5 separate regions of the Homo sapiens genome follow, and all the other regions are linked to region 2. Evidence: read pairs that join two places in POLR2A ChIA-PET (ENCODE). Cell type or tissue: HepG2. All regions are shown on one strand. Links, peaks and the distances in the headings refer to the core of each region. The heading gives the core; the rest is flanking DNA.

Region 1 (6,090 bases), core at 674-4,673, 60 kb after region 2:
ACCAGATGACAGTAAAATTACTTAGATTAAGCCTCCATGATTTTAGAAATGAAGCATTTTGAGGACTCAATCCAGTTCCTGGGAGATGAGTCAGCTAGTTAATTAATATGATCTTAAGGAAAAATGACCCGTCTTACTTCTCACTGACTGCATACCCTGCTGAGACTATATTAAGATTAGCATTACGAGTGCTGCACAGCTGCCTCTCCTATGAGTTCAACAGGAGCTTGGTAAATAATATCAGAACTGAGTCATTTATGGTTGAATGACACAGAATGAAAAATAAGTGCCTTTCAGGCAGTTCCTGTTGCCTAATATGGACTGAGAAGTAGACACTTTAACTAAAGAGCCCCACCTGTGCCCCAAATGAACCTTTCCCTATAAGGATGTTGATCTAATTTCCTGATCAAAAAAGGAATCCAAAAACGCTGTCAATGATCTGTCTGGGCCTGAACGAGGGCCTATTTTCTCTTCTCAAAGGCCTCGTGCATGGAAGTCTACCGAATTTCTTCCTTGAATAGTTGAGGGTGTTTTGTTGTAAAGATTTCCAGTTAAAGTGGCTCTTTCATCCTAGGGAGAGATCAGAATATCCAGCAGTCCTGCAGGTGGCTAGAGTTTATTGCATTGGGAAGCAGAAACAAGATAACTAAAAACAGAGAATCTGTATTTAAAACTTAGAAAACAGGACTGGTATTTTTATAAGATTTTTTTTTCATTACAACTATCCATTCTTCTGTGAATTAAAAGCCCAGGACACTGATGGCTCGTGGAATTGATGTCACTAGTCCCTAGGCCTTCTTACCTGATAGTAACAGTAAAATGGATATATAACATCGTTTTTCTTCATGGAGCAGAAAAAACTGAGGTTAAATGAAAGCTTTCAGGCGACTGAATTAAACTTGAAAAGCTATAAGGAAAGGGAGCCCTTTTCTAAGGAAGTGACAACAAATTCATAAACTGAATGACTCATAAACTGCTTTCAAATTGCAAAACTGATTATGAATCACTGAAGAAAAACGTAGTCTCACAAAATCTGGTTGTTTAGGAATCAAAAAAGGTAGCCTCTGCTGTTCATTGGCATATTGTCATTCACCATCCTGAAATAACCTTATGGTGAGTGATACTAAAATAGGTCAGTTTGTTAGAAATATTTGCTTAAAAGCCAGATTTGGCTCTAAATTTCTTTTGAATGAATCATAAGAATCTGGATGATAAAAAGAATTACGCTTAGAGAAATGTGCTAGAAACAGGCATTGGTTAAAGATATGGACGTTTCTTTTAGTAGAAACCTGTGTATTTCTGAATCCTTGAAAGAAGGATTGTGGTTGAATAACAATCTGATAAAGGATGAAGTGACCTTCACCATCCGGCCTGCCGATAAAGAGCGGGGAGATGTTCCAAAGTAATCCCACAAGGAGATTCATGATCTAAAAACCATTACCAATAGGTGGTATCTGTATTTCTCTGTTTAAGACTGGAAACTAACGGGTAACTCAAGAATGCTTCCAAGAAACGGTGGAGAATGTCCACTCAAAGATTTTAATCATTAACTTCAGAGCGACTCTAGGCTAACGCCCAGGTCCAGGAATAAGGGACAGAGGCCAATAGTAACACAGATTTTATATTTTTCAACTGGAAAGCTTGGAGATAGTACAGGTAGATACAAATAATATTGGAGTGTTGGAAATTTTCTTCATGTTCATGTAAGGATAGTTTTACTATCAGTTCTTAGGAAATTGGAATATAAATAAACAATAACAATTTATCTAGACCATGTAAACATTATGGATTTTTCAATTTGCCCTGAAAATCTCAGATTTGCTTGATAGATTTCATGTGGTAGCCTCATTAGACCCCAAAGTGGGAGTGGTGTATAAGAAGGGATTCTGAAACCTAAAGTCCTTCAGCGCTGAAGTCTATCTGGCAGGAGAATTTTAAGTTTCCTTGACTTCAGGGGTTAGGTAGGTTTTTTCCATAGGCATAGAGATGAGTCAATTTTAGGTGTTTTTTCCTCATGGGGCAGCTTTGATAGAGTGGAAGGCAGAGAATTTATGACTAGAAGACCTGGGGTTTTGATCCCTGTTCTGCCACTTACTAGTAGGAGGTTGGGGAGGTTATTTGACCTCTCCAAGACTCAGTTTCCTCATCTGTAAAATGGGGGTGATAAAACGATCTCACAAAGTTGTTGCGGTCACGGAATAAGGTAAGGTATGTGAGGGCATGTTATAGGAACCTCGTGAATGTTTAGCCGATATGAATCTTAGCAACTGGGAATCATTATTTTATGTTTCTAGTATCTGATAGTTAAAGTATTTTAAAAATCACAATTTTTTAGAGAAAATAAATAATTTCACCATTGTTACCAAGGATACTGGTCTCCAATACTGCATCTGTGAAGACTGCTTCCCACATCCACAAACAATGAAAAATCCTCATCTCCAGATCCTCCCATTTATCTTAGTAACTGTCTAATGTAAATCCAAAAGAGCAGAAACTATGTCTTCTTTGCACTTAAGACAATCTCCTCACCATAGTAAATACTCAACAAATACTTGAGACGTGTGTTTACAACAAGGCATTTTAAGGGATTCCAGTGTTTTTCTGCCTTCTTCACTTCGGCTCATTCCCTTGTGGAAAACATCGCTTGTGCTGACCAGAGGATGAGCTCTTGGCCCCTTCTGATTCACAGCCTTTTCCTGTGAACCACGGCTCTCAGCGCTAAAAGCAGGATGTCACGCTCATATTTGTTTTGCTTCTCCCCTCTCACCAGGAGTTTAAACCGACTTAGATTAAGAAACTCGAATCTCCGCCATGCTTTTTGATCTTTGGTTAAAGTTCAACGTGACAAGCACATTTGCTGCCCATGGGCACTTTGCCCTCTGATGTGGAGGAGCTCACCATGTCTCAGCAAGAAACACACAACACAACACACCTCACATTTGGGGATGGACGCGTCTCCCTAGGAGCCCTTGATGGCTCTGAAAGTTTGGTATCCAAACTTTTGGATTCCTTTCAAAGAAAAAAATCATCATGAAAGCTCTGCCAAGATTTGAAAAGTGAAGTGGATGGAGTGACTTCATCTTTGAATGCAAGAGGCAGATCACTGGGTGGAGTTAATAAGGGCAGAGGTGAGTCATGGAGTCCTGAGATGCAAATATAATTACAGCTCATTTAGAAATGAGCACGTATGTACATGACCTTTATTCTCCACCAAAGCTGCACGAGTGCTCACTTCCATGCTGACATGGACAGCCCGTGGAAATAAGGCCAAGCAGCAGGAACCAGACATCTGACCGTGTTGACGGAGATTAGATGGCTCCGAGTGGATGAGGCGTTGAGAAACCCTAGCTGCCATTTATCAGTTACATACCTGAAGAGTTCAAGATACGCAACTGGCAGGAGGGACCAGTTGGTCTCCACCATGCTGATGGTTAGAGTCTATAATGATTTGCCAGACTGAGGTTGCATCTCCCAGCTTCCCTGTTCCATGCCTCCACTTCCAGCCTCACGCTGACCCTGCAGCTTCCCTCTTCCTTCCCTTCAATAATCCCTGATATTTAGATTTTGCTTTTATGGCTCTTCAGGGTTTATACTGCTCAAACCGTGTTCATTTGCTTCCTTTGAAATGACATCTTCACCTGCCTCTCCTGTCATTTTCCCATCCATCCTGGTTCCTCACCTCTAACTTGCACTATCTCAAGAGTCTCCTCGTTTCTTGTCTCGTTTGCCCTTTGGTTTATCCTAGACCTCACTGCCAGATTTGTTGCCCCAAAATGCCCGTTGCTCAGAAATCTTTGATACTTTTCCACCACCTGCAGACTCCGCAACCTGACATTCAGACGTAAAACCTGCCCAATTCTACATCGTCAGAACTCTCTCCTGCTCCGGTCTACCTGATGGCCCCCCTGTAACACACCCATACCGTGTTCAGGGCTGGCTCTTGGCTCGTAATGTCTCCTCAGTCTCCTCTGTGTCAAATGAATGACCTGGCCTCCAAAGTCCAGTCCAGGTGGAGCCTCCCTGTGAGGCCTCACCAACAGTCTCCTAGCTTCTTATCCCCTCAATGTGAATGCACGGCTGCCTCCTGCTCAGATGCCAGTTCCTCCACAAAGCATCCCTATTCCTCCCAGCTGGAAGGGACCCCCGCCCCCTGACCTCTGCCACTTTCATGAATGCCCATGACACATATCACAAACTGCCTGATTGTATAGTTATTTCCCTGTTAGATTATAAACTCACTGGTGATAGGAGCCGTGTCTTACTCATCTTTTTATACCTTGCAGCGCCCAACACAGTATATTATCAAAAACTATCTGTTGGATGAATAAACAAAGCACTTAAAGCAACAGACTTTTTGTTTTTTTTTTTTTTTGGAGACAGAGTCTGCTCTGTCACTCAGGCTGGAGTGCAGGGGCGCGATCATAGTTCACTGCAGCCTCCACCTTCCAGGGTCAAGCACTCCTCCTGCCTCAGCCTCCTGAGTAGCTAGGACTAGAGGTGCATGCCACCATGCCCAGTTAACTTTGTTTTCTTCTTGGAAAAAAAAATATATTTTGTAGAGATGGGGTCTTGCCATGTTGCTCAGGCTGGTCTCAAATTCCTGGCCTCAAGCAATTCTCCATGGCCTCTCAAAGTGCTAGGATTACAGGCATGAGCCACCTCTCCTGGCTCGCAATAGACATCTTAACCCCAACTGATAGATGACCTTGAATGCTCTCTCCTTAGTCAATGACACGCTGTCATCCCAGTCTGATCAGCCTGTGTCTTTCAAAAGATCCACCACGGTCCACCTCATTATTCATCCAAAGTTGTGCCACTTTATGTGACACTTCAGTTTTGTTTGACAAATTAGTGTGTAATAAGGATAATAAATGTCACACATTTCAGTACACCTGTGATTACACATGGCAGACGTATCAGAGGTCAACCTCGCTAGCCTCTTGAACAGGCTGCTCAAAAATATAAAGTCTTTGAGTCAGCTGCAGCAGCTGAGTATGAACGGGGTGGAAAGACGGCACGTGCGGTCACACCAGATTCTGGGGCCAGTAAGTGATTTACGTTACACACACTCTCTTTTGTCCTCACCCTTCTAATATGCCCAACCTTTTACAAACAGCATGACGAAATCCCTGTTCACATCCATCAAAATGTCCTGAAATTAAATGTCATCCTCCTCACCACTCATGTCTTTCCAACTTCACGCCACCATCTCCTCCCGGTCGCCCACAGTTTTCCTGTCCATGAACCTTTTTTGGTGCTGAAATGCCATGTGTTTCTTTCAGTAGCGACACTAGTGTTGTCACTACCACAGTTGTCTGTCATGCCTATGTCAAAGACACTCAGAGTACTTTATGGCCCTCGGGTCATTACCATGTTATTAATTGACATAATAATTCCATAATGTAATTAACAAACATACTCTCCACGGAGGAAACTAAAGCTCAGAAAGATTAAGTAACCAGCCCCAGGATATTACAAGGTCAACATCAGGACCAAGACTGGAAATAAGGTCTTTTTTTTTTTTTTTTTTTCTGAGACAGAGTCTTGCTCTGTTGCCCAAGCTAAAGTCCAGTGAGTCAATCTTGGCTCACTACAACCTCCACCTCCTGGGTTCAAGTGATTCTCCTGCCTCAAGCCTCCCGAGTAGCTGTGACCACAGGCATGCGCCACCACCCCTGGCTGATTTTTGTATTTTTAGTAGAGACAGGGTTTCACGATGTTGGCCAGCCTGGTCTTGAACTCCTGGCCTCAAGCGATTTACCTGCCTCACCTCCCAAAGTGCTGGGCTAGCAAGCCTGGCCAAAAATAAGGTCTTCTAATTCAGTGCTAGATTTGGAAGGCCATGCTCTTATCTTTCCCTGTGGCGTGCTCTGAAGGATGCAACAAGAAACCACAAGCAGGGCACCAAAAAAAAAAAAAGCTATCTTCCAAAAATAACAGACATTTAATCCCCAGCTAGTCCATTCTCTGAACAATTGCCATTCATCCTTATTTTTTCTTGCCTGGGGAGAATTGACCTGTCTCTCAACATTGGGAATGGCCTCTGCCTTCTCCAGAGGAACTTGTGTGCTTCAGCCTCCAGTCCATGAG
Region 2 (6,090 bases), core at 1,041-5,040:
GCTCTTCTGAGCAGCAATATGTGCCAAGAACACAGATAAGCAATCAGGGACCTGGGTTTTCATCTCAGTGCTACCATTTCCTACATGATTTGGGGCAAGTTCCTTAAGTATCCCGAGTTTCGTATTCACACCAACATGACCAAGGACCAGGCAGTCTGCTTGGCTGTTGCAGGCCAGGTCTCATGTAGAGTGTCTTGGTGAGAACTCACAGGTCCCAGGGTCTAGTCAATGCACATTCACGAACTCCTTCTTCTTCTCCTTCTCCTTCTTCTCCTTCTCCACCTTCTCCTCCTTTTCTTCTTCCTTCTTTCTTCTTTCTCCTTCTCCTCCTCCTCCTTCTTTCTTCTTCCTCCTCCTCTTCCTCTTCCTTCTTCTTCTCCTTCTTCCTCCTCCTCTTCCTCTTCCTTCTTCTCCTTCTTCTTCCTCCTCCTCTTCCATCTTATTCTTCCTCTTCCTCCTCCTTCTTCTTCCTCCTCCTCCTCCTCCTTCTTTGTCTTCTTCCTCTTCTTCTTCTTCTTTTTTTTTTTTTTTTTTTTTTTAGATACAGGGTCTCACTATGTTGCCCAGGCTGGTCTTGAACTCCTGGCCTCAAGTGATCCTCCTGTCTCAGCCTTCCAAAATGCTGGGATTACAGGCATGAGCCACCGCACCCAGCCCAGAAACTCTTTTTCTAGATGGATTCACATTATTAATTGAGTAATAATTAATTACATATAATAAATTACAAATAACTTATTTGTTTTATCACATGAAACAAATGATAAATTATTAAAACAGAAGAAATATAACAATACAATTGCCAGTTGAATTGTTTTTACTCACACTGCCTCTGACAGCAAAGTGTGGTTTATTTTCCCATGTACCAACTGCGTCTCCAACTTTGCAACTCAGTCCTGACACTAACTTCCCAGGGTTAGCAGCAGACTTCACAGGTGATGGGCTCGGTCCTACGAGGCCACCCTCAGTCCAGACACTGGTCAAAAGTCCCAGGCCACCTGCACTTCTGACCGACTGACTGGAAATCGGGGGCTCCCATGAACCCCTGCTCAGGTTCAATGATTCGTTAGAATGTCTCACAGAAAGAGAAAGCCCTTTACTTAGCATTACTGGTTCATCGCTAAGGATTCAACACAGGCACAGCCAAATGGAAGAGACGCACAGAGGAAGGTGTGGGGAGGGGGTCTCAGAGCTCCCCGCCCAGCACCAACACCTGTTCACCAGCCCAGAAGCTTTAGGATTTTTATGCAGGTTCATTACACTTGCACGACTGCTCAAATCATTGGCCATTGGTGATTGGCCCAATGGTGGAGGGAGCAGTGAAAGCTCTAACCCTCTAATCCTGCCTTGGTCTTCCTGGTGGCCAGCCAGCCCCCAACCTGAAGCTCTGTAGGGGCACCCAGCCAACAGTCATCTCATTAGCACACAAAAAACACTCTTATCACGCTGACAATTTCAAGACCTCTAGGAGCTTGTGCTAGGAACACAAATAGAGACCAACTCTCTATTTCCCACAGTACCACACCAAGTATACCCAGAATTTGTGGGTGTGTGTTTTTTGTTTTTTGTTTTTTTCTGAGACGAAGTCTTGCTCTGTCGTCCAGGCTGGAGTGCAGTGGTGAGATCTTGGTTCACTGCAACCTCCGCCTCCCGGGTTCAAGTGATTCTCCTGCCTCAGCCTCCGGAGTAGCTGGGATTACAGGCGCCCGCCACCACGCACAGCTAATTTTTGTATTTTTAGTAGAGATGGGGTTTTGCCATGTTGGCCAGGCTGGTCTCGAACTCCTGGCCTCAAGTGATCCACCCACCTCAGCCTCCCAAAGTTCTGGGATTACAGGCATGAGCCACTGTGCCTGGCCAAGAATATGTGTCAACCAGTCACCACCTTGCCAATAAATTGGGGATTCCTAACCCAGTCATCCAACCAGAGGCTGCTCGGTTAATCTGAGAACAGCACAGGACTGGTAGAAAGGCATCCTGGAGCTGGGAAAACAGAGGGAAGCTCCCTCCACTAGAGAGAAACCTCTCCTCCAGAGAAGATTCCTCCATTATTCAACCCCCAGGGTTCAAAACAAAGTAAGTCTGCATTCACTGTGGTGGTTGGAAGGCCTGGGCATAAAGGATTGGGGCTGGGGGAAACTGAGGCTGTAAGGCGAACCAAGAGAAAGGCAAGGAGAAGCGGCCACTCCGAAGGCAGCAGGGACGCAAGTAGGAGTGACCAAGAAAATTAGCCAGGTGCTGTGGCGCACACCTGTGGTCCCAGCTACTGGGGAGGCTAAGGTGAGAGAATGGCCTGCGCCCAGGAGGTTGAGGCTGCAGTGTGCTGTGATTGTACCACAGCACTCCAGCCTGGGCAACAGGGTGAGACCCTGTCTCAAAAACAAAAACAAAAAAGGAGATGACCTAAAAGAGGAGCACTCCGTGGCTCCTCAGCCCTTGGAGAAGGAAGCTGCTTTGCTCTGCCGTGCTCCACCGGCCTCCTGCGTCCCCCTCCTCCCCTTCCTCCACCTCCAAACCACATTCCAAGAGAGGCGGGGACTGAAACCAATTGTTCCAGCCTGGGATTAGGCAAACGTGGGCCCTGTACCTTCAGCTCCGGTTCTTCAAGGACTTTCAGGAACCACAAAGCAGACATAGAGTGGAACACAAAAGAAGCGACTCATGAGTTAATTATGTGTAAATCCCATTGCAAAATCCATATTGTCTTAAACACTTTTTAAACTTCCCAAACATAGCAAATTCCACTGGGAAAAGCCAGGGTGGGCTCTTTAAAGATGGAGTGAGGGCCCTTGGATTCTTCCCAGAGCTGCCTAAGATGCAGATTTCTCCAAGGAAATTTTTTCCTAGGATTAGGATCAGAAAAACGGAGTGGTTTCCCCTTTTCTAATACGTATTGTATTATGTAATTAACTGCTTTTCCACTTTTTACTCTGTTCTCCTTTTTTAAACTTATTATTATTTCAAAAACATTTCTAGTTTTCAATAAATATATATGCATCTTTTCAAATTTCTGACTGTATATATAGCCTACAGCTTTCCTTTAAAAAAAATCTTCTTCCAAGATATAGTACAAAGAAATGGCTTCCTTCTTCATCTAAGAAAAGATTTTCGAAATCTAGATCTCAAAGAGCAAAAAGATCATCACATTCATTTTTATTTTTAGATAAAAATGCAATATATATTTTCACTTCTGACAACAGAATTATCTAGGATTTCACATGAACTTAGGTTTCATAAGATGTCACTTGTGTTTATCCGCTGCGCTTTGCCCGGGGCTGTCTGCCTTAAGATAGAGTGAGCTGCTCCAATAATAACTCCCTGAACACCTGAACACTGAGTCCATGGTGTAGACAGTCCTGTGAGCGCTACCTTAGCTGCCGCGGAGGCGCCGGCAAAAGCAGCTGCTCATCCGTCATTCCTGACAGCTCAGACCACGAGCTGCCTGGAGAGGCTCATGAACAAGTTCTTTGTCTTCAGGGGATGAAGAAAGTCCAGGCGTTTGTTTACTCTAGAGCTACCGGTCAGAAAGGGGTTTCAGCCTCGGAGTCTGCAACCTTTGTATAAAAGAACACAAAGTCAGTGATGGAAAATTAAGCTCTTTAGAAGGCTGATTTGGCTGGGCGCGGTGGCTTACACCTGTAAATCTGGCACTTTGGGAGACTGAGGCAGGAGGATCACTTGGGCCCAGGAGTTTGAGACCAGCCTGAGCAACATGGCAAAGCCCTGTCTCCACAAAAAATAAAAAATAAAAAATAAAAAAATAGCGGGGCAATGGTGTTGGGCACCTATAGTCCCAGCTACTCGGGAGGCTGAGGCAGGAGAATTGCTTGAGTCCAGGAGGTTGATGCTGCAGTAGTGAGCCATGATCGCACCACTGCACTCCAGCCCAGGGAATTGTGTGAGACTCTGTCTAAAAAAAAAAGGAAAGAAAAAGAAAAAAGAAGGCTGATTAATTAGCCTTAAACTCAGCTAAACTAGCGTCATCTTTACCACCCCTTAGCTGCAAAAAATGTTTCAAACCAAATGGCCCCCAGTGAGTGCACTCCTCAACCAGGCAAATAAAGGCACCCACCCACCCATCAGCCCAGGCCACAGAGCGCAAAGGCCGGGGACTTAGCAGCAGGAATCTGCTGGCACAACTGTCGCCATGGGCCTCTATCCGCTCTGGACACCCAGCACCTAGGCCAAGGCCAAGTGTTACAAGATTTGCCTTTTCCACTGAAGTGCAGAACGCTTTCCTGGTGGTTGTTTTGGGTGGCGGGGGGAGGGTGTTGAGAGGGTCAGGGGATCAGAATTTCCTGGTCCTTTTAACTATAAAAGATCTATAATGTTGTACATGTCTCTCTGCTTCTAGTTCAGCTAGCGTCATGCGAAATGGGGCTTTCTGCGTGACTGCACAAAAACCAGCAAGTCCAAACAGGAGGTGTCTTCCCAAGAGGTAGGCAGGTTGTGTGAGCAGGAGGGCCACCGTGAGAGGTGAATCCAGCTGGGCTTCTGGGTCAGGTGGGGGGACTTGGATAACTTTTCTGTCTAGCTAAAGGATTGTAAACACACCAATCAGAGCTCTGCGTCTGGCTAAAGGTTTGTAAACACACCAATCAGCACTCTGTAAAAACGCACCAGTCAGCGCTCTGTGTCTAGCTAAAGGTTTGTAAATGCACCAATCAGCACTCAGTAAAAACGGACCAATCAGCACTCTGTAAAATGGACCAATCAGTGCTCTGAAAAGTGGACCAATCAGCAGGATGTGGGTGGGACCAAATAAGGGAATAAAAGCTGGCCACCTGAGCCAGCAGCGGTAATCTCCGCCAGTCGTCTTCTAACTGTGGAAGTTTTGTTCTTTTGTTCTTAGCAATAAATTTTACTGCTGCTCAGTCTTTGGGTTTGTGCTACCTTTGTGAGATTAACAGTCACCATGAAGGTCTGCAGCTTCAGTCCTGAAGCCAGCAAGACCACGAATCCACCAGGAGGAACAGAGAACTCCACACACACCACCTTTAAGAGTTGTAACACTCACTGCAAAGGTCTGTGGCTTCACTCATGAAGTCAGTGAGACCACAAACCTACCAGAAGGAAGAAACTCTGAACACATCTCAACATCTGAAGGAACAAACTTCAGACACACCATCTTTAGAACTGTACCACTCACTGTGAGGGTCCGCGGCTTCATTTTTGAAGTCAGCGAGACCAAGAACCAACCAGAAGGAACCAATTCTGGGCACAACTGGGCTCCCGGTTTGTGGACAGCCATGTCATCTCCTCCTTTGGGGTAGTGTCCCCAACATGATGATCCATGCCCCTGATTTGGCCTGACGCAGGGCAGTAATTGTGCACTAGTAGCGGGGTCAGGTATATCAATTAACCGACATCAATGCGAGTCCTAGAGCCAGCTCTGGTGTTTACTAGCCATGTACCCATGAGCAAACCATTGACGTTTGTCGGAGCCTCTTCAACTGTAAAAAAGAGACTCCCTGACTTCAAAGTCCCCTCAATTCTAACGTGTGGTTTCATGGTTTCCTTTGCTAATGTACGAAAAAGAACAAGATGATTATATCTTAAAGTTATAAAATCTATCATAATAAGCACACTACTTATGCAGTGATCTTTGAAAGCAGCCCTTTTTTTTTTTTTTTGAGATGGAGTCTTGCTCTGTCGCCCAGGCTGGAGTGCAGTGGGGTGATCTCGGCTCACTGCAACCTCCACCTTCCGAGTTCAAGTGATTCTCCTGCCTCAGCCTCCAGAGTAGCTGGAGTTAAAGGCACGTGCCACCATGCCTGGCTAATTTTTTTGTATTTTCAGTAGAAACGGGGTCTCACCATGTTGGCCAGGCTGGTCTCGAACACCTGATCTCAAGCCATCCTCCTTCCTTGGCCTCCCAAAATGCTTGGATTACAGGCATAAGCCACCACGCCTAGTCGGAAAGCAGCCCTTTAAGGGAAAAATGAACAAGTCAGGAGTATAGAAGCAGACAAAACACATCTGGCGCAGCCCTGACTCAGCTTTAAAGTTGAGGGGCAAATAGATATTCCTAAAATGAAACCGTAAGCACTGATCCTGAAGAAAGATATCTGCGTCCTCCAATCTGTGTGCAGC
Region 3 (6,090 bases), core at 887-4,886, 57 kb before region 2:
TGGTGGTGTTGGGGTAGGGGTGAGGGTGCCCCAGTTGTCTGTATAATTGACAAGCGGGAGAGTCTGCAGAGAAACTGGGCTGGAATCAGTCATGGACTGCCCTGCCATCAGGCTTTTGCAGACAATGCAGTTCCCTTTTTCTGGAATTTGCATGCACTCACCCTACCCCCTCCATGGATAAGTTCCTCCTTGTCCTTCAGTGTCCTGTTCAACACCTAGGACAAATTTCTGTGTCAAAGAATTTCTATGTCAAGGAATAGGCCAATTTTTCAACTTTTGATGGATGTTGGCAAATTGTCTTCCAAAATGTCTACCGTGTCTACCGGTTTACACTTCCACCTTTTTGCTTTCCTAAAACATTTTTTCCCTATTACAAAAATATTGTATATTAAGTGTAGACAGTTTAGAGAATACAGATATGTAAAGGGAATGTGGGCGGGTGTGGTGGCTCAAGCCTGTAATCTCAGCACTTTGGGAGACCGAGGTGGGTGGATCACCTGAGGTCAGGAGTTCAAGACCAGCCTGGCCAACATGGTGAAACCCCGTCTCTACTAAAAATATAAAAATTAGCCTGGCGTGGTGGCGTGTGCCTGTAATCCCAGCTCCTCGGGAGGCTAAGGCAGGAGAATTGCTTGAACCTGGGAGGTGGAGGTAGCAGTGAGCCGAGATGGCACCACTGCACTCCAGCCTGGACAACAGAGTGAGATTCCGTCTTAAAAAATAAAAGAAAAGAAAATAAAATAAAGGTAATGTGAGGAGACTACAGTCCCAGCAAACAGTTTTGTAACCCTCAATTAGGTGAATTCTTCCCATATTTTGTGTCTGCAGATGCACTTGGAAGTTTGACTTCAACTCGAGTCCCAGATTCACCTCTTACTAACCCCATGGCCTTGGACAAGTTACTTAATGTTTCTGAGTGTCCGTTTTCTCATCTATAAACTGAAGATGACGGTAGCACCACGTCAAAGGCTGTCACAAGATGCATGGCATTTAGCCAGTGCCTGGAATGTGACGAACTCTCAGGGCACTCTTCTATGACGTTGTTTGCGCCTTGCTTTCTTACTCCAGCAATACGTACAAACATCTTCCTTTTGTAGCAAAGGGACACTCCTAGCCTCAGTCTTTTATAGGAACCTCGGGTCTATAGCTCCAATCCTAGACCATCAGTACCACCAGTGGTGTTTTGTTGGTGTCAGATTTTCACCTGGTCCCACTCAGCCTAGCTACAAGTTCCTCCTCCCCCACCTGCCTGCCCCCATCTTAGTCACGTCATCTGTTCTCTGAGGCCTCCCGACAGAAGCCACCAGAATACCTCCCTCTCCCTCCACAGTTAACTGGGTTTCAAGCAGTTCTGTTATTTCACTCTAAAGGGAGAGAATGGAATCAGACAGACCTCCCTTTTTGTCCTGGCCCTGTTGCTTACACAGTGTGTGACAGTGAACAGCTATCTCTGTTCCCTGAGCCTCAGTTTCTTCATCTGTAAGATGGAGTGATAGCTGACCTGCCACGTAGGGCTGCGGTTCTGATGGCGAAATGAGACGGCTCGCGTAAGTGTGCAGCACCGTGCAATCAGAGGGTCAGTGCTCCACACACACAACTGCGATTGCACCACTGCTGTGTGATCCCCATCTCGCTTGCTCTAGCCCTGGCTGTCATTGCAGCCCTGTTTGCAGCACTGACATGGCCTCCTAACATGTCCCCACCTTCAATCTTTCCCAGGACAAATTTCAGTGTGTCACCAGGATGACTTTCCCAAGGCATATCTGCAGCAGGTCACTCTCTGCTCAAGACTTAGATGGCTACAGTCCCCCTACCATTGAACACCTAGAGGTGTCCCAGCCCCAGCATGGCTTCCACAGGCCCCGTGGCTCTGGATGCAGAGTCCGTTTCCAGCCTGAGATGGAGCTGTGCTCAGCACTTTCCCATCCCTCTTTGTGAGTGCCCACCACCTGCACGGAGACTGTTTCTTATTATCCCAGCAGCCCCCGCCGGGCTCAGACATCCCTCCTGGAGCTTGTATTTCCAGGTCCCCTCTGGGTCCCGCTCCCCTGAGCAAACACTTGGTGCACTGTCCACTGCCCACGCATCCTGCTCCACAGGGCTCTGTCTCCACCATGACCCTGCAGCCTCTTGAGAACAGATGCCCGTTCTGTTCACTTTTGCATCCTCTCTGCACCCCCAGCTTCCCTCTGCAAGCTTGAAATGTTTGTTCACTCTCTTGCTAATAAATAACATTTTTTCCCAGGTTTAGATGTATAAAAGTTGATCCACAGGCCAAAGGGTTTACACAGATCATTTACCTTTCCTGTGACTTATTCCAAGATGACAAGGACAAGGAATTTTAAAAACTGCAATGCCCATCACTAGAACTGACGTAGCCATAGACGCCTCTGACACATGTGTTAGGAAACACACCTATATTGAATGTCACATGCCTCTTTTTTGTGATTATGAGATGCGCATAGAACACATATACGTGGTTCTTATCTGTGGAAAGGCAGGAGACTAACCACAACGGTGTGTGCCCTCTCTCCCTCGGGGGCAGGAGAATCGTGCCCTAGCACACGGAGAGGGTGGGGTTCAAACGTGCACACTTGCTTTTCTTTCCTAAAGCCATGTATCGAGACTATTTGTTTAGTCCTGTTCTGAAAGATGATGCAACATGACTCGAAAGGAAGTGGGCAGTTGCCTTGCTGCCGCGAGGTAAGGAATGTCACGTCGCTCAAATGTGCTTCGCATTCCCAGAAATATGCCGCAGCTGAAAGGGAGGAGATGACTCAATGTTCCCCTAACTTTCGACATATCCACCACAGAGCCCGACCAGCGCTAAAGAGGGCAGGCTGGCAGAAAGTCCAGCGAGCGTGAGGGGCCAACACAGCGCTCCCCGCCTCCCCCGGAGGCCGCTATGGCATTTGGGGTGCAGAGCCCAACCGAGTCAACCTGGTGTGATTTTTTTTTTTCCAAGCTGGAATAACAGGGCCGTAGGTCCACATTGTGTTCGTGTGTTCTTAGGTAGCAGATGTCTGTAGAGGGGTACTTAGGGGAGGAAATGAGGGTGGAGGTGGCCTGCCCAAACTCTGCGAGTTTTCTAGCCATGGTTCTGATAATTAGCTTTGCGCAAGTGGGGGCCTTTGTCCTTAGAACGGGCTCTTTTAATATCACTCCTCCCTTCCTTTTTTTTTTTTTTTGAGACCGAGTTTCGCTCTTGTTGCCCAGGCTGAAGTGCAGTGGCATGATCTCAGCTTACCGCAACCTCTGCCTCCTGGGTTCAAGCGATTCTCCTGCCTCAGCCTTCCTGAGTAGCTGGGATGTTCCAGAGGGTAGCCACCTGTTCCTCCCCAGGCAGAGGAGCCTGGTAGCTCCACGACCCATCAAGAGTCGATCTCAGCATCTCCCAAACTCACTATCGCTGAAACGATCTCTGCTCCAGGACTCAATGCTTTTTGGGGATGTGGCAACTAAATTGGTAAAGAGACCTGCTCCCTGCACCGCCTGCGTGGGTGCTGGGTGCTGGGTGCTGGGTGCATAAAGCCCTTGCAGGTGATCACGAGGCAGTGGAGTGGAGCACCCGAGGCTGCTCCACCTGGGCTGGCTCCAAGCTCCCCATTTTCTGGGAGTCAGAATCGGAGCCTGGTATGCAGTCTCTCCCTCCGGGCTTCACTCTTTGCATCCGAAGACCAGGAATGATAACAGCACCTGCCTCAGGGTTGTGGTCAGGACAAAATAACTGCATGGTTTTGTGAAGTGCCTAGAAGGGTGCTGGATGCCATGATTCTTTTTTTTTTGAGATGGAGTCTCGCTCTGTTGGCCTGGCTGGAGTGCAGTAGCGTGATCTCGGTTCACTGCCTCCGCCTCCCGGGTTCACGCCATTCTCCTGCCTCAGCCTTCCGAGTAGCTGGAACTACAGGCTCTTGCCACCATGCCTGACTACTTTTTGTATTTTTAGTAGAGAAAGGAGCCTCACCATGTTGGCCAGGTTGGTCTCGAACTCCTGACCTTGTGATCTGCCCACTTCAGCCTCCCAGAGCGCTGGGATTACAGGTGTGAGCCACCGCGCCCGGCCTCATGATTCTTGATAAATGAATTAACACCAAGGTCGCCTCCCCAGGGAATATTCACTACCAGCTGGTGCCTTCACATGTGGGGTTCGCCGTCTCATGGCTTCATGAGCTTGAGTCTTGCCCCACGGTTTCTCTAAGGGTTAAATCCATGACCTCCACCAAAACTGAGCGTGAGATACTTACTGAGTCCAGCGAAGAGCAGAGACCACAGTCAAATTAAGAGAAACAGACTCAGAAGGCACGGGAAGGAACGTCGATGCTATCAGAAAAGCCAGATTCCACATAAATCCTCCTATTTACAAATGAAAGATTCAGATGACGGGGGAAGGGGCTGCTTGCAGACTCTTTCCCACATCTCTCGGCACAGTGCCCATCTTAAGGGGGAAATCAACGTTAAGAAATGACATTGGTCGGGCACGGTGGCTCACACTTGTAATCTCAGCCCTTTGGGAGGCGGAGGCGGGCAGATTGCTGAGCCTGGGGGGTTCGAGACCAATCTGAGCAATAAAGTGAAACCCCATCTCTACAAAAAATATAAAAATTAGCTGAGTGTGGTGGTGTGCACCTGTAGTCCCAGCTACCGAGGAGGCTGAGGTGGGGGGACCACCTGAGCCCAGGAGGTCAAGGCTGCATTGAGCCGTGATGTCACCACTGCACTCCAGCCTGGGTGACAGACCTAGGTGAAGACCTTAGCTCAAATAAAAATAAAAATAAAAAGAGAAAGGATAAAAAAGATATTTTTCACCCTCTAACCTGAGAATTCTTCCAGATACAACTGAGATAGGTCCACCCCCAAATTCCTCCGCCACCCAGGGCACGCGGCAGTCGGGACTGGAGAGGCTCCCTCAGCGGAGGCTACAGCCAAACATGAAGCTTGCATTCTTTTTTTCTTTCTTCTTTCTTTTCTTTCCTTTTTTCTGTTTCTTTCTGGTAGAGACAGGGATTCACCATGTTGCTCAAGCTGGTTGCCAACTCCTGGGCTCAAGGGAACTGCCCACCTTGGCCTCCCAAAGTGTTAGAATTACAGGTGTGGGCCACTGTGCCCAGCCCTGAAGCTTGCATTCTCCCTGGTCTTCGAGTCTCTGTTACCTCTGGAGCCATCGCAGACATCCAAGCGGCTGCTCACCTCTGGCCAGGCTTCCCCGGCCTATGGCCAATGTGGAAGCTCAGACCCTTGCCCTCAGATGGGCCCGCCCAGGGGGTTTAATTCTCTGCAATTGCCCTCTTGGACTTCTTTTTTTTGAGACGGAGTGTTGCTCTGTCACCCAGGCTGGAGGGCAGTGGCTCGATCTCGGCTCACTGCAACCTCCGCCTCCTGGGTTCAAGCGATTCTCCTGCCTCAGCCTACTGAATAGCTGGGATCACAGGTGTGTGCCACCATGCCCGGCTAATTCCTGTATTTTAGTAGAGAAGGGATTTCACCATGTTGGCTAGTCTGGTCTCGAACTCCTGACCTCATGTGATTCGCCCACCTCGGCCTCCCAAAGTGCTGGAGTTACAGGTGTGAGCCACGCGCTCGGCCCCTCTTGGATTTCTTAATACTTTTCTTTCTGACTTTGTGGTTTGTAAATGAAATCCAGTGGGACAAAGGATCTGCTGGCAGGAGGGCACGGACTGTGGGGATCAAGGACAGTTAGGGTTTCAGGGTTGGGACTCAAGCACCCTGCCCCTGGGCACCTGAGTCTGTGAGACTCCCAGAGATGTCTTTGAGAACCCCCCGTCCCAGGGAGCACACCATTCAATCACAAATAAAAACCACTGTGACAGGTGAAGGGAGGAAAGGAAAAAGCTTTTCTCCTGCTTTTGGAACCAGGAGTCCCGTGTTGTCGTGTTGCACGGGACCTGGCAGTGACATCGCTGGCTCTGCCTCTGGCCCCAACACATCCTCCAGTGTGTGTCTCTCACCTGGACGGGCTCTCCAGGCCGATGCGTTGGGATGCTGACTTTTAGAGTTTTGTGTGTGACAAAGCAGAGGACAAGCTTCCCCATCACCCAGAGGCCACTTGGTGGAGGAGCCGGGGAAGCTGCT
Region 4 (6,090 bases), core at 1,063-5,062, 110 kb after region 2:
AAGCCAAGATCCTGCCACTGCACTCCTGCCTGGTGATATCCATAGAAACCCTCCTGGTATGGAATACTTCAACACTGCAAGCAAAATATTTTTTAAATCTTTATAAAGGTATGACTGAACTGACAAAATAGTAAGTGAAATCCTCAGAGGCATGACAGAGAGAGAAAGCATGACACCAACTGGGCAAGAAAATGATGAAGTTGGCATCTTCCCTGAGGGCATCTGCCAATTCCCGATGGCCTAGAGCAGGAGTCAGCAAACTGTGGGCCACATCCAGCTTGTCACACATTGTTGTAAATAAAGTTTTATTGGAACACAACCACTCCTATTAATTTATGTATTGTCTATGGCTGCTTTCATATTACAACCACAGAGATGAGTAGTTGTGAGAGAAACCATATGGCCCACAAAGCCTACAACGTTTACATCTGGCCCCTGACAGAAAAAGTTTGCTGATGCTTAGCCTTGAGTTTTAGTAGGTTGAGTTTGTGGGATTTGGGAGACAAAGCCTGGGACCTAATCGAGTGGGATGCCAAAAGAAAGGCTGCATAAAGTTGGGACCCTAGAAAATGTTTGCCCTGAAGAAGGGGATAGAGGGAATACTTGCTTACTCATGTCTTGGCTGTGATAGAAAGAAAAAAGTTTCCCTGAGAATTCTTCACCAAAAGTTCATCCTTACACAGTAATGAGATATCTGGGCCAGGCGCAGTGGTTCACACCTATAATTCCAGCACTTTGGGAGGCCAAGGCAGGTGGATCACCTAAGGTCAGGAGTTTGAGACCAGCCTGGCCAACACGGTGAAACCCCGTCTCTATTAAAAGTACAAAAAATTGCCCAGGCATGGTGGTGAGCACCTGTAATTCCAGCTACTCAGGAGGCTGAGGCAGGAAAATCGCTTGAACCCAGGAGGCGGAGGTTGCAGTGAGCCAAGATCACGCCACTGCACTCAAGCCTGGGCAACAACAGCAAAACTCGAACTCAAAAAACAGAGAGAGAGAGAGAGAGAGAGAGAGAGAGAGAGAGAGAGAGAGATACCTGTGTGCTGGCCCAAAAAACACTTCTAGCCAAAAATTTAGTTTATTGAAGTGATCTGGCTAAAAGTGGCTCTAGGTGTCTAGCATAAACCAACTCCAATCCTTGACTTCTCACAAATAAAGTCCCAAAGAATATAAGCTTTGAATCAAAAAGCACAAAACGCATGAGGAAACACTGCTGAGAATGACGTTTACTGAAAGTAAAACTAAGCAGAATAAACAAACTGCCTAAGTAAACCCACAAAGACCTCAGATGTTGGAATTATTAGATAACAAATATAAAATATAAGGTTTACTATAAAGGCTACACATGGACATACAGAGGGGAATAATAGACACTGGAGACTCCAAAGATAAGAAGACGAGAGGGGTGGGTGAGGGATAAAAAATTACCTAATGATAATTTTCACTATTTACCTATTGGTACAATATTTTACTCTTCAGGTGATGGGTACACTAAAAGCCCAGACATCACTGTTACACAATATATCCATGTAAGAAAGCTGCTCTTGTACCCCTTAATCTATAAAAATAAAAAATTTTGTTTACAGTAATTAAAGAAATAAAGTATCAGAGAAGGAAAAAATTATCAAAAATAATCAAGATGTATTTGATTATTTTTGATATGTGATTATTTTTAGGTGCATTTGAAAAAAATACATCTAAAAATGACAAATATAATAACTCACATTATAAAGCCAATTGATGTTAAGTAGCAGATATAGCTGAAGAGAGCAATAGCAAACTGGAAAATAGATTTGAAGAAACTATACAAAATGTAGCACAAAAAGAGAAAGAAATAGAAAATACAAAAGAGTTAAAAGACACCAAGGACAGAGTAAAAAGATCTAATACTTATCTAATCAAAGTTATAGCAGGAGAAAAAAGAAAGGGAAAGAAACAACGAAACTCCGTCTCTACTAAAAATATAAAAATTAGCTGGGCGTGGTGGTGGTGCACACTTGTAGTCCCAGCTTCTAGGGAGGCTGAGGCAGGAGAATCACTTGAACCCAGGAGGCAGAGGTTGCAGTGAGCCAAGATCTCGCCACTGCACTCCAGCCTGGTGACAGAGCAAGACTCCATCTCAAAAAAAAACAAAACAAACAAAAAAAAAAAACAGAAGTTTAAATTCTGGACAAAAACATGAAAATTGGGAGGTGGAAGAACATGAAAATTAGGAGGCAGTGATGTGAATTAACATGTTCTTAAGTGTTTCTTGTATTTTTCAGGAGAGTAAAGATACTAGCTTTAGACTTTGCTATGTTAAGCATTTCACAATTTCTAGGTAACCACCAAAAAAGAGAAATAGAGGGTATAACTTCCAAATTGGGAGCATGAGATGAGAAAAAAATGCAACGAGTAAAGAAAAGATGCAAGAAATGAGAAAGAAAAACCCTTAAAATCAAGACAAATAGACAGTTCAAAATAGCATGGTATAAATGATTGAAATTATCAGTAAAATATATCAGTAATCATAATAATTATAAGTGAACTACACTCACCAATGGAAGACAAAGATTTTTTTAATCCAGCTCTGCGCTGTTTATAAAACAGACCAAAAACTTAAGGACACCCAAAGAGTAAAAAGAAAATTTTAGAAAAAAATACACCAAAGTACTAACCAAAAGAAAGCCATTGTGACTCCAGAAATATCAAACAGGCCAGGCGTGGTCTCTCACGCCTATAATCCCATCACTTTGGGAGGCTGAGGCAAGCAGATCACTCAAGACCAGGAGTTTGAGACCAGCCTGGCCAACATGGCAAAACTCTGTCTCTACTAAAAATACAAAAAATTAGCTGGGCATGGTGGCACACACCTGTAATCCCAGATACTCAGATGGCTGAGACACAAGAATCGCTTAAACCCAGGAGGTATAGGTTACAGTGAGCTAAGATCATGCCACTGCAGTCCAGCCTAAGCCACAGAGTGAGACTTTGTCCCAAAACAAAACAAGACAAAACAAAAAAAGAAAGAAAGAAAGTAAAGAAAAGAAGTATCAAACAAAATAGACTTTAATGCAAAAATTATTACTAGAGATAGAGGCTTACTACAAATTAACAAAATGTTGGATTTATCAGACAGATTTAACAATTCTAAACATGTATGCTCTGAATAATATAGCCTCAAAATATCAAAGTAGAAACATCAACAAAACTACTAGGAAAATGGAGTGAGGAAGGATAAACTAACAACAGAGAGAACAAAAGGAAGTTTCCATGATGAGCTACCCAGATCCCCAATGAGTTATGAAAAGCCTTATTCCTCAAGCTCCTGGGAATGCTGCCAGAACATGGCCCTTAGCTGTCAACCCTGTTTGGAGAGTGACTCAGCTGAAGAAAACTGCCTTTTCCAAGCTTACTCTTCCTTCCAAAGGCAAGCCATATCAATGACTGACCAATAAGAGTTAGAGGAAAAAAGGTCCAGCTCTCTTGCCCAAGTTAGGACAACTCCAAAGGGTCAATCCTGTTCCAGAGCTTTGCATGTAGTTAGCTAAGGCCTATGTCGTACATGGATCACAACTTAACTTCTCCCTCTGCCCAATTCTTTTTCCTCACCCTTCCTTCAACACTCTAATAAATGTCCTCCATGTTCATCTCCATCTCAAAGACTGCTTGCCAAGAAGCCAGTCTGCAACAAATATCCAGGAGAGATGCACTGGTAAGAAATTAAAAATATGGGATTAAAGGCCAGGAGAAAAAAAAAAAAGGGACTACAGGCCAGGAGAGAAAATGGGACTACAATTAGATTTTGGTGTAATTTACATAGACATCATAATAAAAGCTCAGGAATAGAATGAGATGACTAAACTAAGGAATAAGTAAAGAAAGCCTCGAAGACGCCAACATCTAAGCATACAAGGAAGAGAAGAATAAATGACCGAGCAGGACTGAGGAGAGGTATCAAAAGGTGTGACGTGTAGTGTTACCGAGGTCAAAGAACAGAAAACTTTAAGAAATTTGTAAGTGAACAGAGTCAAATGCTGTACATAAGAAAATGGCTGTTGTGGACACTTGATGTATGCTGACAATATCCATTTCCTTTTTTTCCTAGTCCATTCTTCAGTCTTACTCTGGGAAGCTATCACCTCCTCTACTCTTAGTCCTCCTCTACTCTTGGTCCTCCTCTGCACTTGAGCCTCAGATGGATTTGATTCTCCCCCCATGGTTCCAAATGAGGTCCCACATTCAGGCTTGGCCAATTGGAACATTGCACTCCCCTGGCCTTCAGTTTCGATTTGTGAGAATCAGGCCCAGGGTTTTTGTTCAAACTATTAAATAAGTTGTTTTTAAAATTTTTAATTAGATGATCCCAGGGTTTGCTGGCAGCCATCATGCCACCAAGGAACCTCAAAATGAAGTCAACACAAACATGGATAAAGCCAAAAGTTAGAGAAAGTCTTGCCCTGCATGATGTCATCTGAACATGTGAACAAAGCAATGTGTGCAGCGACATCCTAGTCTTCTCCAGTACTGATCCACTGAATTCCTTTTTTTATTTATCCAATTTGAGTTGGGTTTCCTGTCACTAAAAAAAAGTCCTAACTGATAACATGAGGATAGATATTCCATACTCAATTTTGTATTCTACTTTTTAAAAAAACTTTTATTTTAGGTTCGGGGTACATGTGCAGGTTTGTGTTATAGGTAAACTTATGTCACAGAAATTTGTTGTACAGATTGTTTTGTCAGCCAGGTACTGTGTTTGACTTTTTTCACTGAACATGATCATGAAAGAATTTGTGGTGGTTAAAAGGAAACTAACTGCCTAGGTTGGAATCTAGTTCCTAGCTGTGTGACTTTGAGCACATGACCTAACCTCACCTTGTAAACTGGGTACAACGATAGGATGTACCTCGTAGGGTTGTTGTGAAAGTTAAGTTAATATATGTCAAGCCTTAGAACAGTATCTAGTTCTTAGTAAATGCCACAAAAGTGTTAGCTATTATTAGGCATTATTCTCAATTACAAAATGTTCATAATCATATTACTCCTAATTATAAAATTCTCATTAGCATATGAATAGTCTGTATTTTACTTGGCCAGTTGTCCTACTACCAGGCCAGTTTTTCACTCTTATGAATAACACCATATTGAACCTCTTTGGGTATAAAGCTTTCTGTATTGTGATTACTTCCTCAGTTTTTTGCTGTTTTTGAGATGGAGTCTCACTCTGTCGCCCAGGCTGAGTGCAGCAGCGGGATCTCTGCTCACTGCAACCTACACCTCCCAGGTTCAAGCGATTCTTGTGCCTCGGCCTCCTGAGTAGGGATTACAGGCACAAGCCATCATGTCCAGCTAATTTTTGTATTTTTAGTAGATATGGGGTTTCACCATGTTGGCCAGGTTGGTTTTGAACTCCTGACCTCAAGTGATTCACCTGCCTCAGCCTCCCAAAGTGCTGGGATTACAGGCGTGAGCCACTGTGCCTGGCCTATTTCCTTAGAGTGCTGGTAAAAATACTGGTTCAAAGAGTTTATTTGATTCTCGAAAAATTTTAAGGAGGTAGAATCTACAGCCTTGGTCTGATGAGGCTTCTTTTCCATTTTTATATCAATTAGGCTGTTTGTATCCACCTGAATTTTCCATCCTATAGTTTAAGCTTATGGCCAAGACAGTCAACAGTGGTGCTGTGTGCTATAAGAGATACAAAAGAAATCATAATCTTCACTAGGATCATATACTCTAATGAGACAGGACAAATGCATATAAAGAATTAAAGAAAACTTCAAATAGAAGCAAAGTTCAAATGACTAGAAATTTTTCTGGATTTTACTTTGAAAAAGTAGAAACCATTAGAAATATATGTAGTAAGATACTCAGTAAATGTTTGTTGAATGAATGTAATGGTTACCATGGATGTCCTGGGGTACCTTCTGATGCCTCAGGATGGTGTGCACTAATAGGAAGTCGATTTTATTATATTTCTAAGTCAGTGAAAACTAAGATTTTGTTACATTTTTTTCCCAGTTTTTATGAATCACAGCTCCCTAAGGTTAATGACTTAATTACACTTATTTTACAAGAGAAAACAACACAGGAATGGTCATGTGTCTT
Region 5 (6,090 bases), core at 807-4,806, 85 kb before region 2:
GCAGTGGCTCACGCCTGTAATCCCAGCAGTTTGGGAGTCTGAGGTGGGTGGATTACCTGAGGTCGGGAGTTGGAGACCAGCCTGACCAACATGGTGAAACTCATCTCTACTAAAAAAATACAAACAAAATTAGCCAGGCGTGGTGGCTCGTGCCTGTAATCCCAACTACTCAGGAGGCTGAGGCAGGAGAATTGCTTGAGCCTGGGAGACAGAGGTTGCAGTTAGCCAAGATAGTGCCACCGCACTCCAGCCTGGCCGACAGAGTGAGACTCTGTCTAAAAAAATAATAAATAAATAAATAAATAAATAAATAAATAAATAAAGTATCTTGGATATTACATAGGTCAGCTTCATTCTTTTTAATGGCTGCACTGTTCCACTGTACAGATGCCCCCGATGTGTTTAACCAATTCCATATTCATGTACATTGAGGCGATTTCCTGACGTGTTTTATCAGTCCACTTGTCTTGTGTTACAAATGATGCCTTTGTTTGCTTGTTTCTTTGTTTGAGACGGAATCTCACTCTGTTGCCCAGGCTGGAGTGCAGTGGTGTGATCTTGGCTCACTGCAACCTCTGCCTCCTGGGTTCAAGCGATTCTCCTGCCTCAGCCTCCCGAGTAGATGAGATTACAGGCGCGCGCTACCTTGCCCGGCTAATTTTTTCTATCTTTAGTAGAGACAGAGTTTTAGCATGTTGGCCAGGCTGATCTCGAAACTCTTGACCTCATGATCTGCCCGCCTCGGCCTCCCAAAGTGCTGGGATTACAGGCGTGAATCACTGCCCCCAGCTTGTATTTTTTTTTTTTTTTTAGTAGAGACAGGGTTTTACCATGTTGGCCAGGCTGGTCTCCAACTCCTGACCTCAGGTGATCGCCCACCTTGGCCTCCCAAAGTGCCGGGATTACAGGCATGAGCCACCGCGCCCGGCCACAAATGATGCCTTAATGAACGTTCTGGGATCTATGTCTTTATGCATGTGTGCCGCAGTGTCTATAGGATAAATAGGAAGAATTCCTAGTTTTGAACTCCATTTTCTATCCCACACCCCTTTCCAGAGACCGCCGTGCTCTTCGCTGAAGACCTGTACTTGCTTCAGCCAACATCCGCCAGGTCATGCTGGTCTTTGCTTCTTCCTTCCTTCCTGGCAAGAAGACAAAACCAAAGGCACACAGAGCAGACAGCTCGCCTTCCTGTGCTTTTCCTGTGGACCTGTGGTTGCTCCTGGGCTGTCATAGCCTCTGTAGACTTCGGACCTACTTATTTATCTAGGCGTGCAGTGGCTGCTGCTCTGTCCTGTCTCCACTGCCTGCCTGCCTACTTGGGTGTCTGGCACCCCGGGCTCCTCCCTTCCTTCAAGGATGGCATGGGTCTTGGACTTGGATCCATGGAATCTGCTTGCTTTTCCTTATGCTGAAGGACTTCTCAGCCTGCCCTGTGTCTCCTGTGTTTGCGATGCTGGTTTTCTCCTTCCTAAAATAACTGACCCTCCCACCCATACCTCATGCTCCATCGTCAGCCACAGTCCAGAGGCTGCTTGAGCCCTCATAGCGCATTTACTCTGTCGACCGCTCTCGCCAATGTACCCTCCACCCTGCAGCTAGAGTAATCTTTCAAAAAGAAAATCAGGCCAGGCGCGGTGGCTCACGCTGTAATCCCAGCACTTCGGGAGGCCGAGGTGGGCGGATCACAAGGTCAGGAGATCGAAACCATCCTGGCTAACACAGTGAAACCCCGTCTCTACTAAAAATACAAAAAATTAGCTGGGTGTGGTGGTGGGCACCTGTAGTCCCAGCTACTCGGGAGGCTGAGGCAGGAGAATGGCGTGAACCCGGGAGACGGAGCTTGCAGTGAGCCGAGATCACGCCACTACACTGCAGCTTGGGTGACAGAGCGAGACTCCATCTCAAAAAAAAAGAAAAGAAAAAAAAAGAAAATCAGGCCAGTTGTGGTGGCTCACACCTGTAATCCCAGCACTTTGGGAGGCCGAGGCGGGCAGATCACAAGGTCAGGAGATCGAGACCATCCTGGCTAACACGGTGAAACCCCGTCTCTACTAAAAATACAAACAATTAGCCGGGTGTGGTGGCGGGCACCTGTAGTCCCAGCTACTCGGGAGGCTGAGGCAGAAGAATGGCGTGAACCCGGGAGACGGAGCTTGCAGTGAGCCGAGATCACGCCACTGCACTGCAGCTTGGGTGACAGAGCAAGACTCCATCTCAAAAAAAAAAAGAAAAAAAAAAGAAAAAAAAAAAGAAAATCAGGCCAGGCACGGTGGCTCACGCCTGTAATCCCAGCACTTTGGGAGGCTGAGGCAGGTGTATCACCTGAGGTCAGGAGTTTGAGCCCAGCCTGGCCAACAGGGAGAAACTCTGTCTCTACTAAAAGTACAAAAATTAGCTGGGCATGGTGGTGTGTGTGACTGTAGTCCCAGCTACTTGGGAAGCTGAAGCATGAAGAATGTCTTGAACCCGGGAGGTGGAGGTTGCAGTGAGCTGAGATCCTGCCACTGCACTCCATTCTGGGCAATAGTGTGAGACCCTGTCTCAAAATAAATAAATAAAAGAGAAAATCAGATCATGTTATTCTTTTTATTACTTCCGCCCACCCGTCCCCCACATCCCATCGCTGGGCCCAAGCAATGCTCCCACCTCCAGCTTCCAAAGTGCTGAAATGCAGGTGCGAGCCACCACGTGGGGCAGCTGTTTTCCTTCTAAAGATCCTCCTATGGCTGGCCTGTAACCATGCGTGTAATCCCAGCACTTTGGAAGGCTGAGGTGGGCGGATCACGAGGTCAGGAGATCAAGACCATCCTGGCTAACACAATGAAACTCTGTCTCTACTAGAAATACAAAAAATTACTCGGGGGTGGTGGCACGCACCTGTATTCCCAGCTGCTCGGGGGGCTGAGGCCGGAGAATCACTTGAAACCGGGAGGCGAAGGTTGCAGTGAGCCGAGATGGCGCATTGCACTCCAGCCTGGGCGACAGAGCGAGACTCCATCCAAAAAAAAAAAAAAAAAAAAATCTTCCTGTGGCTTCCAATGCACTTAGAAAAAAATCCAAACAATTCATCAAGGCCTGCCTCTCAGGCCCCTCCTCCAGCGCCCTCCCCACTTGGAGGCCTTCAGGCTGTCGCTCCCCAGGACAGGCTCCTCCCTGGGGCTGGGCATTTGCTGCATCCTTTGCTGGACAAATCCCCCACCTCCTCTTCCCCCGCCTTCAATCCCCCTCTACGAGTAGATGGGGCCACGTGGGCGCGGTGGCTCAGGCCTGTAATCCCAGCACTTTAGATCACACCACGCAATCCAGCCTGGGTGACAGAGCAAGACTCCATCTCATAAAAAAACAAACAACAACGAAAAACAAGTAGATGTGCCTCCCTCTTCCTCCATGGCCTTTATCAAACCTCCCCCCCGAAACAGAATGGATTTTCCTTGGAGAATGGCCTGCTCCTCATTATATAGTGTCAGCTAATGTGTCCCCTCTTCTAGAGGGTGTGACAAAACCAGGCCATTCAGACAACTCCCCTCTGGAATTTGACCCCAGAGTGCAGGTGGCATTAGAATTTACAACAGGCCAGCGCCATGGTTCCGGCCTGTAATCCCAGCACTTTGGGGATCTGAGGCAAGCAGATCACCTGAGATCAGGAGTTTGAGACCAGCCTGAAAATATAAAAATTAGCTGGGCCTGTAACCCCAGCACTTTGGGGATCTGAGGCAAGCAGATCACCTGAGGTCAGGAGTTTGAGACCAGCCTGAAAATACAAAAATTAGCTGGGCGTGGTGGCGCATACCTGTAATCCCAGCTATTTGGAAGCCTGAGGCATGAGAGTCGCTTGAACAGGGGAGGCGGATGTTGCAATGGGCCAAGATCTATCACTGCACTCCAGCCTGGGCAGCAGAGGGAGACTGCGTCTCAAAAAAAAAAAAAAAAAAAAAAAAAAGTTTACAGCAACAACAAAACCATTGGAACAGATTTATTTCAAAGGTGGTGCCCAGAAGAGACTTCCCTTGGACTGCTGCTCTTCGACGGCCCATCCCTCCTTGCCTCCACCTCCATACCCCTCCCCCTCACGCCTGCCCATCCCCCCATCTTCCATCACCCTTGCCTTCCATTCTACAGGCTTTCCGAGTCCTCCCGAGTCAGCCTCCCTTCTCATTCCCATAGCTGCCTTGATCTCTATTCTTTTCACTCAGAGAATCCTGCCTGACCGTCCCCTACCTCCTGGGGCCTGGACCTGTCTGTCTAGCCCTCCCCCCAACCCCCATTCACCTGGTGCCCAGTTCCAAGTCTGCACCCAGAAGCCCTGTATAAATATTTGATGAAAGAATAACAAAGGTTAATAAATCCCTGGCACTTTCTGAGTGGGGAAAGGCATAGAATAGGAATAGGAGTGAGATGTTTTGAGACAGGGACTCGATGGATTACTAACGAGCTGCATCATACGCCTTTGATTTTGTTGATGCCGCCTCCTTTGGAGCAGACATGTGGCTTTGAGGCAGTGTCCGGGCAGGACGAATGCAGCGTCTGTACTGTAAATTACTCAGTACCGAATATCCCACATCACTACCCTCATCACTGCGGCTTCTATCAGTGCTGAATACGTGGAATGTGTTTTTCTTTTGATGAAAAGGGAAGTTCTCTTGAGAAAGTGGGACAGTTACTCATCTATTCAACTTTCGAATAATTTCGTACATGCTGGTGACCAGATGTTTCATCTCTGATGTGTTGCTGAACTGATTCAGTCCCTTTTGTCAACACTGATCTTTTTGCTGCACTCCAGTGACCAATAGGAAGATATGGAAATGACGGTAGACTGCACTTCCTGGATAAAAAGCAAATATGCACATACAGGCGGGAACCGAAGTATCCATCCCCAGATTCCATAAGGGCCACAGGTGGCTTTGCCTGCGGCTGTTCACCATCACATCCCGGTGCCCAGCACCGTCGGAGTTCAATTAATGTATCAAATAACTGGATTTAGTTACTTACATTTTCATTAAAAAGCTAGTTTTGACACAAAGCAAATTCTTTTTTCCTTTGTTTCGAACTGAAGCTAGAACCCCAATAACAATAAAATCTCAAGGTTGAAAGACCATCTCCCCCAGGGCAGGGCGCTGTGGCTTACGCCTCTAATTCCAGCACTTTGGGATGCCAAGGCTGGCGGATGATTTGGGCCCAGGAGTTTGAGACCAGCCTGGGCAAGATGGTGAAACTCCATGTCTACCAAAAATACAAAAATTAGCCACTCTCATAACACAGTCTCAAAGTAAATAATAATAATAATAAACAAAAACAAAAAGATTATCTCTCCCAAGTGCCCATCTGAAGCTGAATTCCCTGTAGATCATTTTGGCCAGCTCTGCATCGCTCTGGATTTGGGCAAATTTTCCTTGTGTTAAGCCAAAAATCATACCGCAGGTACGGACAAAATAAGTCCACACTCTTTTGTGTGTGTGTGTGTGATGGAATTTTTGCTCTTGTTGCCCAGGCTGGAGTGCAATGGCGCAGTCTCAGCTCATTGCAACCTCTGCCTCCCAGGTTCAAGCAATTCTCCTGCCTCAGCCTCCCGAGTAGCTGGAATTACAGGCGCTGGCCACCACGCCTGGCTAATTTTTTGTGTTTTTAGTAGAGACGGGGTTTCGCCATCTTGGCCAGGCTGGTCTCAAACTCCTGGCCTCAGGTGATCCACCCGCCTTGGCCTCTTGAAGTGCTGGGATTATAGGTGTGAACCACCAAACCCGGCCGAGTCCACACTCTTACACATGGTCTCCCTGCAAGTATTTAGAGGCATCCTCTCCTTTTCTGCAGGATGCCCACCACCACCACACCCAGCTCTCACTCTAAGAAATCTCTCTCACACATTGTTTCAACCACTACCTCTAGCCCCATTCCCCAGAGACCCCCCTACCCTATTCTCTACAAAAGCAGGGCCCCCACCCCCACCGACAGGCCCGTGTCCTGGGCTCCCTTCTCTGATTGCTCTAAAAATTCAAATGGGTATAGTGGCTCTCACACCTGTAATCCCAGCACTTTGGGAGGCTGAGGCAGGAGGATTGCTTGAGGCCAGGAGTTTGAAACTAGCCAGGG

Evidence for each region. ChIA-PET counts read pairs that join two places held together with the same protein. Peaks named below come from ENCODE experiments on the same cell type or tissue, not always from the same donor. Only the 100,000 strongest peaks of a DNase experiment are listed, where the experiment ranks them.
Region 1: POLR2A ChIA-PET joins it to region 2 with 10 read pairs; 9 of 35 experiments call an interaction of 5 or more read pairs at or near these places.
Region 3: POLR2A ChIA-PET joins it to region 2 with 21 read pairs; 9 of 35 experiments call an interaction of 5 or more read pairs at or near these places.
Region 4: POLR2A ChIA-PET joins it to region 2 with 10 read pairs; 7 of 35 experiments call an interaction of 5 or more read pairs at or near these places.
Region 5: POLR2A ChIA-PET joins it to region 2 with 18 read pairs; 6 of 35 experiments call an interaction of 5 or more read pairs at or near these places.

Annotation. Positions count from the first base shown.
Region 1 is chr1:8,091,742-8,097,831 of GRCh38, reverse strand. The region is part of intron 2 of ERRFI1-DT (ERRFI1 divergent transcript); the gene reads right to left. Among named protein-coding and RNA genes, the nearest start is that of ERRFI1-DT, 68 kb to the right of the region's middle. RefSeq lists enhancers at 537-586, 1-1,151, 2,164-3,363. In HepG2, for the core only: no CTCF peak of the experiment used is centred there; DNase peaks (open chromatin) are centred at 1,052, 1,520, 2,801 and 3,178; H3K4me3 peaks cover 1,704 bases.
Region 2 is chr1:8,152,190-8,158,279 of GRCh38, reverse strand. No RefSeq gene overlaps it. Among named protein-coding and RNA genes, the nearest start is that of LINC01714, 53 kb to the left of the region's middle. In HepG2, for the core only: no CTCF peak of the experiment used is centred there; DNase peaks (open chromatin) are centred at 2,609 and 3,449; H3K4me3 peaks cover 688 bases.
Region 3 is chr1:8,208,750-8,214,839 of GRCh38, reverse strand. LINC01714 (long intergenic non-protein coding RNA 1714) reads right to left here. Exons shown (of 4, transcript NR_125998.1): 1 at 5,967-6,090; 2 at 4,245-4,353; 3 at 162-215. Among named protein-coding and RNA genes, the nearest start is that of LINC01714, 3.1 kb to the right of the region's middle. RefSeq lists enhancers at 2,577-2,871, 2,349-3,548. In HepG2, for the core only: a CTCF peak has its summit at 2,890; a DNase peak (open chromatin) is centred at 2,719.
Region 4 is chr1:8,038,040-8,044,129 of GRCh38, reverse strand. All of the region lies in intron 2 of ERRFI1-DT (ERRFI1 divergent transcript), which reads right to left. Among named protein-coding and RNA genes, the nearest start is that of ERRFI1-DT, 15 kb to the right of the region's middle. RefSeq lists a silencer at 3,227-3,521. In HepG2, for the core only: no CTCF peak of the experiment used is centred there; a DNase peak (open chromatin) is centred at 3,359.
Region 5 is chr1:8,236,914-8,243,003 of GRCh38, reverse strand. It overlaps LOC105376695 (a long non-coding RNA gene), which reads right to left and starts at 3,046. Exons shown (of 3, transcript XR_946937.3): 1 at 2,881-3,046. RefSeq lists enhancers at 2,397-2,952, 2,953-3,509. In HepG2, for the core only: CTCF peaks have their summits at 2,693 and 3,894 (motif pointing right); DNase peaks (open chromatin) are centred at 1,203, 2,733, 3,153, 3,533 and 2 weaker places; H3K4me3 peaks cover 517 bases.